Regions from separate parts of the Homo sapiens genome. Here all the other regions are linked to region 2. Evidence: chromatin contacts called from ENCODE Hi-C or POLR2A ChIA-PET data. All regions are on one chromosome and are shown on one strand. Each heading gives the region's core, a stretch centred on a gene start or an enhancer-like site at or near the end of the contact. The rest is flanking DNA. Distances are from core to core; before and after follow the strand shown. Region 1 overlaps JUN-DT (JUN divergent transcript). Region 2 holds the start of MYSM1 (Myb like, SWIRM and MPN domains 1). Region 3 holds the start of TACSTD2 (tumor associated calcium signal transducer 2).

Evidence for each region. A loop is a pair of places that touch in the nucleus more often than their neighbours do. ChIA-PET counts read pairs that join two places held with the same protein, here RNA polymerase II (POLR2A). Pooled maps may share reads with other maps.
Region 1: a loop to region 2 is called in a pooled map, with 2.3 times the contacts of the local background. The contact joins the enhancer-like site here to the promoter of MYSM1 in region 2. A Hi-C loop is called at or near these places in 1 of 168 maps with a recorded cell type or tissue (naive thymus-derived CD4-positive, alpha-beta T cell), 1 of 37 single-sample maps with no recorded cell type and 11 of 50 pooled maps. POLR2A ChIA-PET finds 5 or more read pairs at or near these places in 4 of 52 experiments (BJ, H1, T-cell and 1 more).
Region 3: a pooled map shows a loop between it and region 2 (8-fold over the local background). The contact joins the promoter of TACSTD2 here to the promoter of MYSM1 in region 2. A Hi-C loop is called at or near these places in 6 of 50 pooled maps. POLR2A ChIA-PET finds 5 or more read pairs at or near these places in 5 of 52 experiments (A673, H1, MCF 10A and 2 more).

What each region holds. Positions count from the first base shown.
Region 1 is chr1:58,803,633-58,807,671 of GRCh38, forward strand. The region is part of intron 1 of JUN-DT (JUN divergent transcript); the gene reads left to right. Among named protein-coding and RNA genes, the nearest start is that of JUN-DT, 21 kb to the left of the region's middle. RefSeq lists a silencer at 1,265-1,559. Within about 2 kb of position 2,584, at least 7 of the 41 ENCODE cell types and tissues checked have a DNase peak (open chromatin) inside an H3K27ac peak, as active enhancers do.
Region 2 is chr1:58,698,323-58,702,473 of GRCh38, forward strand. MYSM1 (Myb like, SWIRM and MPN domains 1) reads right to left here and starts at 1,740. Exons shown (of 20, transcript NM_001085487.3): 1 at 1,663-1,740. The coding sequence starts at 1,730. RefSeq lists enhancers at 1,235-1,294, 1,505-1,914.
Region 3 is chr1:58,574,669-58,578,960 of GRCh38, forward strand. TACSTD2 (tumor associated calcium signal transducer 2) reads right to left here and starts at 2,584. Exons shown (of 1, transcript NM_002353.3): 1 at 765-2,584. The coding sequence starts at 2,488. The coding sequence ends at 1,517. RefSeq lists enhancers at 1,352-2,047, 2,048-2,742.

The sequences.
Region 1 (4,039 bases), core at 1,334-3,833, 110 kb after region 2:
TAACAGAAGACAGTGTCTTTCTAATGTTTAGAACTGAATTATAGTGAGGCCGAGTCTGTATTTCCAGAGAACAAGCAAGGCATTAGGAGCTGGTGTTTTGTGGAGTTCTCTATTGGTAAAGGATGAATATTTGAGATGTCAGCCTTCCGACCTCCACTCCTTCCCTTAGTTTCTGAAAGAAATTAACAGAGTTTTCCAGTTGATTTTTAAATAAGTAATTTCAAGACCACCTCTGTCTACTTGTTGGGAATGGACAAGGTGGCTTTGGCAATTCATCATAATTGGGTAAATGACTTAATTTTCAGAGGCTCAGATAACAGACGATAATTTAGGAAGTAATTGACTTTGGAATGTTGTGTATTCATGTACTTTAAGGGTGTGCCCATATCTATATGTGTAGGTATATATGTCAATAAATGTGTGGTGCGTGTGTGTGTGTGTGTGTGTATTCTTCAGGAAGACTTAGAGTAGTAGTGGACTTAGATGATTTGGTTCCTTTTATACCTGCCATTTGTCTATAAATAAAGTTTAAATAAAGTTTAGCTTGTATACTAAAGCTCAGAACAACTACATCATATGATGATACAGGGTAGTAGTTAAGATATATGAAGCTAGGCCAGGGTTTGAATCTTTTTTTTTTGTTTGTTTGAATCTTGGCTCGGTCACTTACCAGCTGCTATGACTTGGGCAGGTCACTTAACCTCTCTGGCATCAGTTTTTTCATTTCTAGAAATAGGGATGATAACAATTCTCATCTCATGAGGTTCTTCTATGCCACGGAGGCTTTTGAGACAGGAACTATGTCTATACACTTTTCTGCACTCAGCCAGAATGAGGTTTGGAAGGAGCAGGCTTTGGACTTAGATACTCGATTCTGATTCCAGCACTCCCATATTGGCTGTCTGACCTTACAGAAACTATATACCTTTTCTGGACCTCAGATTCCTCATTTACACAATCAAGGCTCCTGATTTCTACCTAAAATGATTGCGATACCACAAGGTGGGACCCATGAGACCTGGTGCAGCAGTAACACACAGGAGGGATCCAGCGAAGGTTGGTTCTTTTTCCCCTTATTCCCATCCTAGGGTCTTACATTTAATAATTGGTGACTCAGTTCTTGTTTGATATGTAAAATACATTCTTTTGTCTCATACTCCATTTTTCCCTCTTTCCACTATTTTCCTTCTCCCTTTTCATAACACTTTCCTTTCTTTTACCTTTTTGGTCAGCTTCTATCTACTGTGATTGAAGCCCTCTGTCCAGGTCACCAGCCATTGTCTCCTGGATTGTGGCAGCAGCTTTCTAACTTGTCTCCTTGCCTCTATCTGTCCCTGTTGTTTCATTCTCCATGCAGGGCAGTCCTTCTGTAACCTGAACCAGACCTTGCTGCTCCTCTGTGCCACTCCCTCCGGTGGCTTCTCATCACCATGGCCTGCAAGGCTCTGTGTGACCTGTCTTCTGGCACTCCCTGACCTCCCTCTTAGCTCAGTCTGCTCCAGCCTCAAAGGCCTTCTGGCTGTTACTGGAACATTCAAGCACATTCTTGCTTTGGGTCTTTTATAAATATATACATCTGTCTGTGTGTATATATATATATACACACACACACACACACACACAAAAACACACACATACACACACATATATACACACACACATACACACACACACATATATAGTTCTCTCTTCCTCCAGATATCTGTAGGCTTCATCCTCTCACTTCCTTAGGCCTCTGCCCACATGGCACCATATCAGAAAGGCCTTCCCTGATGACTTAATATTAAAAAAAAAAACCCAAGCACTCCCAGTCCTCCGTTTTAGTTTTCCTCTTTTCTCTTATCAGTGGCATATTAGACACTTATTCATTTACTTATTTATTTTCTCTCTCCCCTGAGCAGCACGTGACCTCTATAAGAGCAGACTTGGTTTTGTTTTCTGCTGTGTCCCCAGAACCTGGAGCACAGTAAGTGCTCAATAAATATTTGCTGGATTTTGTGAATGTGTGTGTCCCCTTTATGAAATGGCACGGAAGAGCCTGCACTGACGCTCCAGGTGATTTGGGGCCTGAATGGGTCACTGATCAACTTTTATCTTAACCAGACCAGGGTGATGAGGAGAATTAGGTGGCTGCTCAGGGGCCCTTCACACACATACCTTTGGGACCAACGCTGTTTCGTCTGCAGCAATGGCGTGCCTGGCTTTCATGCTTGTGGTTTGTACCATAGTTGTGATGTTGTCTAGAATTCCCATGGCAGCTTTACAATATGATTAATTTTGCTCATATAGATACATATCGATTACGGATAAAGATGACTCAAGGTTTAAATTTAGCCCCACCACAACAAATTGAAAGTCACAGGTGTGCTACCTAATTGCTCCCAGACTATGAAAACAAAAGCACAATGTCTGCCAGCACTGAATCACTCTTCTCCACCCTTTTTCTCCCTTCCCTTCATGTTCTCTGTCTTAATTCTGTTCATGTCGTAAACCGTGGTAGCTTAGAAAAGTGAAAAATAACATCCGGAGTCCAAAGTTCCAGTCCTGACACCACCACTTGTTTACTGTGAGATCTCAAGCATGTTACCCCACCTCCCTGAGCTTCAGTTTCCTCTTTTGTAGAATAGACCTACTTGAAAACAGGTGCTCAATAACGTGTTGAATGAAAGATGCCTAAGTGAGACAGCATGGGTAGAATGTCTAGCCCAGGGTGAGCACTCAATAGATGCTAGTCACCGGCCATGCTAACTGATGCACCTGACTGTGCTGTCTTCATGAACTTTCTTTGGCTTTGGTTAACCATTAGGATAGGCAACCCAGCTGAAAACAGAGGATGGCTCATGACAAGGCCTTTCCTAATCAGTCTCTCACAAGGGCTTTTATGGAGGCCCTACTATGCGTACAGCAAGGTGGAAGATTCAGGGGTGGGTGGAGCATCAAGCCAGCGAGAGGCATAGTTACTGCTGCTATTGGTGCCCTGTGGCTGCTGTAACAAATGACCACAAGCTTTGTAGCTTAAAGCCACAGAAATGTATTCGCTCACAGTTCTAGAGGGCAAAGCATTTGAAATCAAAATGTTGGCAGGGCCACGCTCCCTCCAAGGGCCCTAAGGAAGAATCCACTCTCTGCCTTTTGCAGCTTCTGGCGACTCCTGGTGTTGCTTGGCTTGTGGAAGCACAGCTCCGTTCCGCGCCTCTGTCTTCACATGATCTTCCCTACTGTGTGTCTCTGTGTCTCAAATCTCCCTCACCTTTCTCTAATAAGGAAACCAATCATTGGATTTAGGGTCTACCCTAAATTCAAAATGTTTTCATCTTGAGATCCTTAACTTAATTACATCTGCAAGGACCCTATTTCTAAATAAGTTCACATTCATAAGTGTTGGGGTTTGGGGTTTAGGGTTTTGACATCTTTTTTGGGGTCCCAATTTAACCCAGCTACAGTGGCCTCCAGGAATTTCAGATTAGGGAAAGGAAGAGCACACACAGATGAACAAAAAAAGTTTCAAGTAGAGTTTGTAAGACAAATCTTATTTGAAGGTGGTTAGTAGGGGGTTGATCCATTAATTTTTTGATCCAGAAATATTCACTGAGCCCCTGCTATGCTGGGTGCTGGAGATAGAAATGAGGAAGCACAGTCTCTGCCTTCAAGGAGTTCACAGACTGCTTCAATGAACAGAGAAATGGACATTTATTGTTGAGCATGGTAGGAGCTGTGGTAGAAGTAGACCCCTGATGCGATGGGCATTAGCAGGTCTGAGTTACAACCTCGGGGCTGGTGTTCAGAGAGGGCTTTCTGCAGGAAGTATTATCCCTTCCAAGGCCTAAAGGTTGAGGGAGTAGGAGCTGGCCAGGCCCAAGCGGGAATGGTTCTAGGAAGAAGGAATGGAGGAAAGACAGGCTGGCCTGTATAGGTTCTGCACTATGTAGGGGGCTGGAGAGGTGCACAAGGGATCAGATTGAATGGGATGCTGAAAACCACAGAAAGCTATGGAGAGCCATAGAAAGACTGTAGGGAGGGGAGTGACATGACTAGATCT
Region 2 (4,151 bases), core at 490-2,989:
ATCTCCTGACCTCGTGATCTGCCCGCCTCGGTCTCCCAAAGTGCTGGGATTACAGGCGTGAGCCACCATGCCTGGCCCAGAATATAATATTAATGATACTCCTTGGGGTTGTATAAGACAATAATTGTAACCATCATCAGGAACCAATAACCTTTGTAATCCTGCTTGTTACCACAAGTGCCACCAGTAGACCTAGGCCTCAACTAAAATAGGAAGAAAGAGAAAAGGGGAAAAATGAAACACAATCAGAAAGATAAATCTATGGAAGAAGCATACAGCCAATGCCCTCAGGTGACCAATCTTCAGTGTTTCCAAGGCCAGCTCATTTCTTTCTAGACTGCAGATAAGTATCCCTGCCAACCTATTTCATTAACTTGTTGCGAAAAGTAAATTAAATCAAACATGCAAAAGCACTTGGTCAAGATTTAAACACTAAATGAATGTCAACAAGTATTGTTATTAAGGGCTCCCTACTCATCTGCAAAGCTTTGAGGGACAATGACCATATGAGTTTAATCACCCCTCACGTCTTTATAGGGCTTTAGAGTTCATGATACACTTCTAAACACACTATCTTAGTGCCTCAAGCGCTGGGTTAGTACTTCTCCCCTGTTCACAGAGGCCCTAATATTAGGCTGAACTACATGAAGTTGCCGCTTTATAGAACAAAAATGGTCTAAATATTGGCAATTTCATATGGTTCAAGCTAATACAGTTCTAAGGAAATTGTACATAATTATAAACAACATAGCTGGCTGACTTTAGAACTCAGGCTTTCTGATTCCTGGCTAGTCTAGGACTCTTCATGACTAAAAGGAGACTCATTTTTGATTCAGAAAGCAAGGAGTCAAAGGAGGTTCTGTGTCAAATCACACTGGGCTGTTTGTTCTGCTGGAACAGGTATTTTAAAAAATGTGATCCCTTACTGGATTCTCACAGTACTGTCCCCGAGGGTAACAGGATGGTAAAGAATACATTCAGAGGGCACCTACCGTATGCTAAAGCATATCTCATAATCATTTCATTTGATCCTCCCAATTACATATCATGACTCCCAGTTTAAATATGAGCAGTCTGAGGCTCAGACAAGTTAAGTGTCTTGCCCAAGGTCACATTGCTATTAACTGGTAGGGCGAGCAAATGCAGAAGGAAAACCCAGAACTGTCCAACTCTAAAACCTGGCCCATTTAAGTCAACCTGCTTCTCGGGAAGTTTTACAACTATCCCCATGTGGAAGAAGGGATGAAACGACTCGCCCAAGGTCACACGGCTAGCAAGCCATAGAACAAGAGTCCCTGACCTCAGGTCTCGTCCGTAGCCGCTCTTGTTCTAGTTACTGTCGATGAGATCCTGAAAAGGAGGGAACGGAAGAAGGAATCTAAATGTAAATCAAACGCAATGTGGTAGGCGAAATCGGTGCCCTCACAGCATCCGGCAAAAGGTGAAAGCGACCCAGGAGTACCTGAGCTCCAGGTAACCGCCCTGCCCGCTGGGCTTGGGACAAGCCGGCGGGCGAGGTGCCTCCCAGGCCAACAAGAGACCCTGGCCCAGGGGACAGTCTTCTGTTCCCTTTTCCCTTGCCGGACCTGCAGCTTTCCCAGGGCCCGCTCCTTCAATCCACTCCCCTCTCCGCCCCAGAGAGACCCGGTCTCTAAGCCTCACCCTGGCTGTGCCCCCGCCGCCGCTACCACGTCCCCTTCGATATCCACATCCGCCTCTTCAGCCGCCATGATGGGACCTGACCCCGTCCGTCCTCCCGAGAGATCCCGCGAGACGAAGATGGCCCGGGGGCAGGGCCTAACGCGTCACGGGGCGGGATTGAAGCGTCGTCCGGCCCCTCCCGTGCCGGGAGGCGGGGTTTCCAGAGCAAAGGCGCCCCCAGAGGCCTGGGGCTTGGTCCTTTCTAACTTGTTGACATGTAGAGACCTTGGGAAGTGGCCCACGCCTGAGCTTTTTTTTTTTGAGAGGGAGTTTCACTCTTGTTGCCCAGGCTTGGGTGCAATGGCGCGTATCTCAGCTCACTGCAACCTCCACCTCCCGGGTTCAAGCGATTCTCCTGCCTCAGCCTCCCAAGTAGCTGGGATTACAGGCATGCGCCACCACGCCCGGCTAATTTTTGTATTTTTAGTAGATACAGGGTTTCACCATGTTGCCCAGCTGGTCTCGAACTCCCGACCTCCCGACCTCAGGTGATCCGCCCGCCTCGGCCTCCCAAAGCTCTGAGATTACAGGCGTGAGCCACCGCGCCCGGGCCCTCCTGAGCTTCTAAGAGCTTCTGTTCTTGCACACATTCTTTGGGACCTCACTGCTCTCACTGATAAAATGGGGATAACAGCAGTATCTTTCTGGACTGATGAAAAAGTCAAGCTAGACCCGCTTTGTGAACTGAAGGTTGCATACCTGCTGGTTATTTAAGTCTCTCTCTTTGTTTTTTAAAGAAAAGGGTCGTGCAGCACTTATGTGAAGTCGTTCAGCATTTCACCTAAGTGCTGAACAACTTTTATTTTAAAATTCAACAAATATTTAAGAATATAACTTATGATTGTGTAATTTATTTTGTAGACGTCTTTGCAATTTAAAAATCACGCTCATGACCATTAATCCTTACAGTGTCCCAGTGAGGTAGGCAGAGCTAATATCACCAGTTATACTTTACAGGTGAGGTAACTGAGGCCTGGAGAGCTGAAATGACTGTCCAAGGACAGGTAGCTTCAAAGACAGAGCCAGGAGTAGAATCCAGGCTTTGTTGACCCTCTACTGAGTGCTCACCATGTAACAATCATGTTGTTAGAAATTGGAGGATAAACACCACTTCTGTCTAGTTTATAGTTTCTCAAGAAATTAGATACTGACAGCCAGATGCGGTGGCTCACACCTGTAATCCCAGCACTTTGGGAGGCCAGGGAGGGCGGATCACAAGGTCAGGAGTTCGAGACCAGCCTGACCAACATGGTGAAACCCCGTTTCTACTAAAAATACAAAAATTAGCTGGGCGTAGTGGTGGGCAACTGTAGTCCCAGCTACTCAGGAGGCTGAGGCACAAGAATCGCTTGAACCCAGGAGGCAGAGGTTGCAGTGAGCCGAGATCACGCCATTGCATTCCAGCCTGGGTGACAGAGCGGGATTCCATCTCAAAAAAAAAGAAAAGAAAAAAAAACCCTTCTGCATTCCCCTGCCTTAGCAGCTATCACTCACACCTTGTAATTTTTCATCCGTCTGCCTTCTGCACTGGACTGTGAATTCCTTAAGGACAAAGACCACGTCTGCTAGTCCTTACACTACCAATATTCAGCATAGTGACACATAGCAGGTGCTCAATAACTATTGAACAGAGGAATGAATGAATTAATTAATTAATTAAATGACCTCACTTCTCACACTATTCCCAATTTGTCCCATCTCACCTTTGTTCTCAGGCTGCACTCTGAATATGATGGCAAAAGATGGAGAGAAAGAATTGCAAAGAGGGAGAGCCCAGTTCAGAAACCAAACACTGCTAGGGCCCATTCTCAGGCCACCATGGGAGTGCTGCTTCTGTTGTCAGTGGGCTTATCCAGTAACCAGTCCCACTGGTAACACCATGCCTGGAACAGAGTAGGCACTTAAAGATGTCTGTTGAATTTAATTTAGAGCAAAATTAGGGTTTCTTAAAAAGATGTAATGGGCTGGCCGGGCGCGGTGGCTCACACCTGTAATCCCAGCACTTTGGGAGGCCAAGGCGGGTGGATTACCAGGTCAGGAGATTGAGACCATCCTGGCTAACACGGTGAAACCCCGTCTGTACTAAAAATACAAAAGATTAGCTGGGCGTGTTGGTGGGCACCTGTAGTCCCAGGTACTCGGGAGGCTGAGGCAGGAGAATGGCGCGAACCCAGGAGGCGGAGCTTGCAGTGAACGGAGATCGCGCCACCACACTCCAGCCTGGGCGACAGAGCCAGAATCCGTCTCAAAAAAAAAAAAAAAAGATGTAATGGGCTAAATCATCAAAACAAATGTAAAATGGTATGCTTTTCACTGATTTTACATAGCAGGCAGGGATGGGGACCCTGGCAGGGCTGTCTGGATATACATGATATCAAATGAGAATGGTGCTTTCTAGAGCATAATGCAGAATACCATGTGAACAGCATCTCTGGCAATGCAGACGCAAA
Region 3 (4,292 bases), core at 1,334-3,833, 120 kb before region 2:
TTCAAGACCAGCCTGGCCAACATGGTGAAACTCCATCTCTACTAAAAATGCAAAAATTAGTTGGGCATAGTGGTGGGCACCTGTAATCCCAGTTACTCAGGAGGCTGAGGTAGGAGAATCGCTTGAACCCAGGAGGTGGAGGTTGCAGTGAGCTGAGCTCACTCCACTGCCCTGCAGCCTGGACAACAGAGCAAGACTCCATCTCAAAAAATATATGTAATAAGTAAAAGTCTTAGGAAAACAGCCTGTGCACACCCAGCAAAAGTGTAGGGCCCACTGCAGACTGGCTCTAATTATGTGGGAAAGTCGTTTAATCTTAGAGCCACAACGCTTTGAGATTAAGTGATTTGCTCAAAGGCTAAATGGAAATAGTACCACTTATTTCAAAGTAGGGCTGGGATTCAAAGGAGGTACAGCTCTTGAACTAGAGTTTTCTGTCTCCATTGGTGATAAGCCTTGTTTAGAGATGACCAAAGACTGGCACTCTTTTTCATAAAAGCAGCTAGTTTTAGCTTCCTCCCTCAAGCTCACCCTCCTGCAGTTTGAAGGAAGTTTCCAAATAATCTTATTTAGAAAGAATAGCATTTACACTGGCCAGTTAGGATATCTTAGGACACACCAGAGTAGCAACATGAAACACCCACTTCTGGGGGAAAAAAAAGTGTTATAATTTGAAATAAAAAAAAAATACAAGTCTTGGGAAATTAGAGACCAATGTGATAGAAATCTGGAGGGACTTTTCACAAATGCCGACTTCTGGTTTGTGCCTTTCCCATATTTTATTAAATTCGTGTTTTATTTTAAAAAATTACAGCAACATTATCAAAGACAACATATGTACAAACATTTTACAAAAAAGAACATTACCAATATCAGTGGCAGTAAGGGCAAGCTGAAGAATAAATAGACTGAGTTTCCGGGCAATGTCTGTCCTCAAAGACATCCAAACTGCGTTCAGGCAGCTGAAACAGGCTTCTTTCCCAGTGACAAGCATATGTGGTCAGTAATACAAACGATGGTAAATGAGGCTACTACATAGGCCCAGTTAACAAACTCCTCTTCTCCTCGGGTAGGCCATGATACAAGTGGAACTCATCAAATAATTTAAACCCAAGGCGATAACAACGCTATTTCCCATCTAAACTCATTTAAGCCTTCACAATGTCGCAATGGATTCAGTTACTTGCAAACGATCCCGGGTTGTCATACAGATACTTGTTTTTTACACATAACGCTATGCCATCCCTTCCTTCACTGCCCCAGTCAGGTTTCCTGTTGTTGGACCGAAAGGGGATACATTTTAGAAATGCTTCCTTCAAGACAGAAGTGAGAAAGAAAGGAGACCCTGAGGCCAGGATCTATTAAACCTGGTGTGTGCGCAAAAGGGAGGGGGAAGGCAGGAATTTGAAAGGATAAACGTCTCCTTTGCGCCGAGGAATCAGGAAGCGTGACTCACTTGGGTCTGGGACGATACCGAAATCCGGTACCCCACCCCATCCCCTGCCCCGCCGGGTACCTACAAGCTCGGTTCCTTTCTCAACTCCCCCAGTTCCTTGATCTCCACCTTCTTGTACTTCCCCGACTTTCTCCGGTTGGTGATCACCAGGACGGCCATGCCGGCGACGAGGGCCACCACGACCACCACGATGACGGCGATGAGGCCGGCGGTGAGGCGCTTCATGGAGAACTTCGGGGGAATCTCGTCCAGGTAATAGATGAGCGTGCGCTCCACCTGCAGGGGTTCTCCGCGCACGCGCAAGTCCAGGCCGCCGCGGCCCTGGAATAGAGACTCGCCCTTGATGTCCCTCTCGAAGTAGTAGGCGGCATCGCCGATATCCACGTCACCGGCGGCCTTCTGAGACGTGTTCTGCCGCAGCTCGATCTGGATGGTGGGCTGCTCGTAGTGCACGGCCGCCACGAACTTGGGGTGCAGCCGATAGCGCTCGCGGAAGAGCCGCCTCAGCTCGGCGTCCAGGTCTGAGTGGTTGAAGGCGCCGGCGGTGGGGCGGTGGCGCAGGTCAATGAGGATGTGGTGGGTGCGCACCAGCTCATCGCAGCGTAGGCTCAGGTCGCCCTTGTCCGTGCGGCGCACGCCCACCGAGTTCACGCACCAGCACACCGACGTCTGGTTGCACTGGCGCGCCTTGAAGCGGCCCTCGGGGTCGCAGTCGGGGTCGTAGAGGCCATCGTTGTCCACGAGCGCGTGCTCACTCGGCCGCACCAGCGTGCGGGCGTTCTTGGGGGCGCTCATGCGCGCCTTGAGCAGCAGACACTTGGAGGTCAGCGTGGAGCAGTCGACCGCCATGCCCGAGCCCAGCGCGCGGCACTGGCAGCGGCCGCCGGGGCCGTCGGGGCTGCACACGGTCATCTTGTTGGTGGGACACGTGCAGTTGTCCTGCGCGGCCGTGTGGCCGGTCACCGCCGCCAGCACCAGCAGCAGCAGCGGCAGCCGCAGCGGTGGCGGCGCGAGGCCGGGGCCCCGAGCCATGGTGGGGCGGAGGAACGCGGACCGGACGCGGGCGGATGAGGCGCGGGGACTCGTCGGGGCTCGGGCTCCGGCGTCTGGGATGGTCTGCAGGCGTCTGCCGCCCGGCCGCTCCCTCCGGCTCTTATACTCTACCCGACCTGCCCGGCTGGTTCCACCACCGACCGTCCCCACTGGTATTTGGGTGACACATCCCGCCCCCCTCCCCGTCCCACGGAAGGCCAAGCCGGCCCTGCGCCGCCCGCGATAGGATCAGAACAGGGAAGCTGCTCCCGCCTCCTCCGGACCGAAAGCCGGGAAGGGGAGAACCGATACTCACCTGTAGGCTTCTGGGGACCCGCCCTCGGCGCGGCCTCCTGCTACAGACCTGGCGCGTCTGGGCCGCTCTCCCGGCAGAAAGTCTAAAGAGTTTCATTGCAAAGTGTGGCTCGCGACTGTCGCGCTCTCCTCTATACGCGACTCCCTTTTCGTTCTTTCCCAGCCCCAGCCCTCCCTTAATTTCTCTCACTCCCTCTCTTCTTTGTCCAGTTCTCACAGTAGCACACGTTTATATAGTTTACAGTTCACAAACATTATCTCATCCTAACACCAGTCCTGACAGGTAGGGACTATCAGACCCGTTTTATAGGTGGTACTGATGAGGCTTAAAGACCTGAAGTCACACTGCTATCAACTTCCTCATATTTCTGAGAGGGGTCTTTGGCACCCTGCCTAGGAGTGATGAGACCTTAAATAAAGTGTTTGTGGACACGAAGTGACACAGAATCTGAAGGGAAGTTAGGGAAGCAGTTCTGTTACTCACCATATCAAGGGTAAAACACAGGTATCCTGGTGTCCAGAGGGTTAAAAGTTCTGTTAAACACTAATTTTCTGTACCTCACACAAGCGCACACACACAGGCACACACGCACATAATATTTATTTGTGCACTGGCTATAAAGAGACAAACAGGAACAAATTCTTAAAGAGCCAGCAAGACTGTAAAGAGTTTTTTGTACAATTTGATTCTAACACAGCAAATCGTTGCTTTTCTTTTCCTGTATCCCACGTAAGTAGCTGAACCATGTAAATAATGAAAGAATGGAGCCTGTGAGAAATTGCTTGTCTGCCACTGTGTGGCTAGTTTCATGGCATACAGGGGTTGCAATCTCTTTTTGAGTCATTGAGAAAGTCTAGAGTTTCAAAGCTGTGGTAAAATTAACAATAATTAGCAAGCTATAATTATTCCCAGGTCCTCCATCAAAGCACATTTTATATGTTCAGCATTTAATGTGCACCACCAGTCGTGCAAGGGTGTTGTTTAGCAGATGAAAGCCAGCTGGGCCTCTGTCCCATTAATTTTCACGCAATTCCTGAGGCAGGAAGATTGAAATATATTCTGCCTTGACAGACAGAGGAAGCAGAGACATGTGAGGGACAATTTCTTTTTTCTTTTTTTTTTTTGAGACGGAGTTTTGCCCTTGTTGCCCAGGCTGGAGTGCAATGGCGTGATCTCGGCTCACCACAACCTCCGCCGCCCAGGTTCAAGCAAGTCTCCCGCGTCAGCCTCCCGAGTAGCTGGGATTACAGGCATGAGCCATCAAGCCTGGCTAATTTTTTTTTGTATTTTTAGTAGAGACAGGGTTTCTCCATGTTGGTCAGGCTGGTCTCAAACTCCTGACCTCAGGTGATCCGCCCACCTCAGCCTCCCAAAGTGCTGGGATTACAGGCATGAGCCACCACGCCCGGCGAATTTTTTTTTTTTTTTTTTTTTTTTTTTTTTTTTTTGAGACGGAGTCTCGCTCTGTCACCCAGGCTGGAGTGCAGT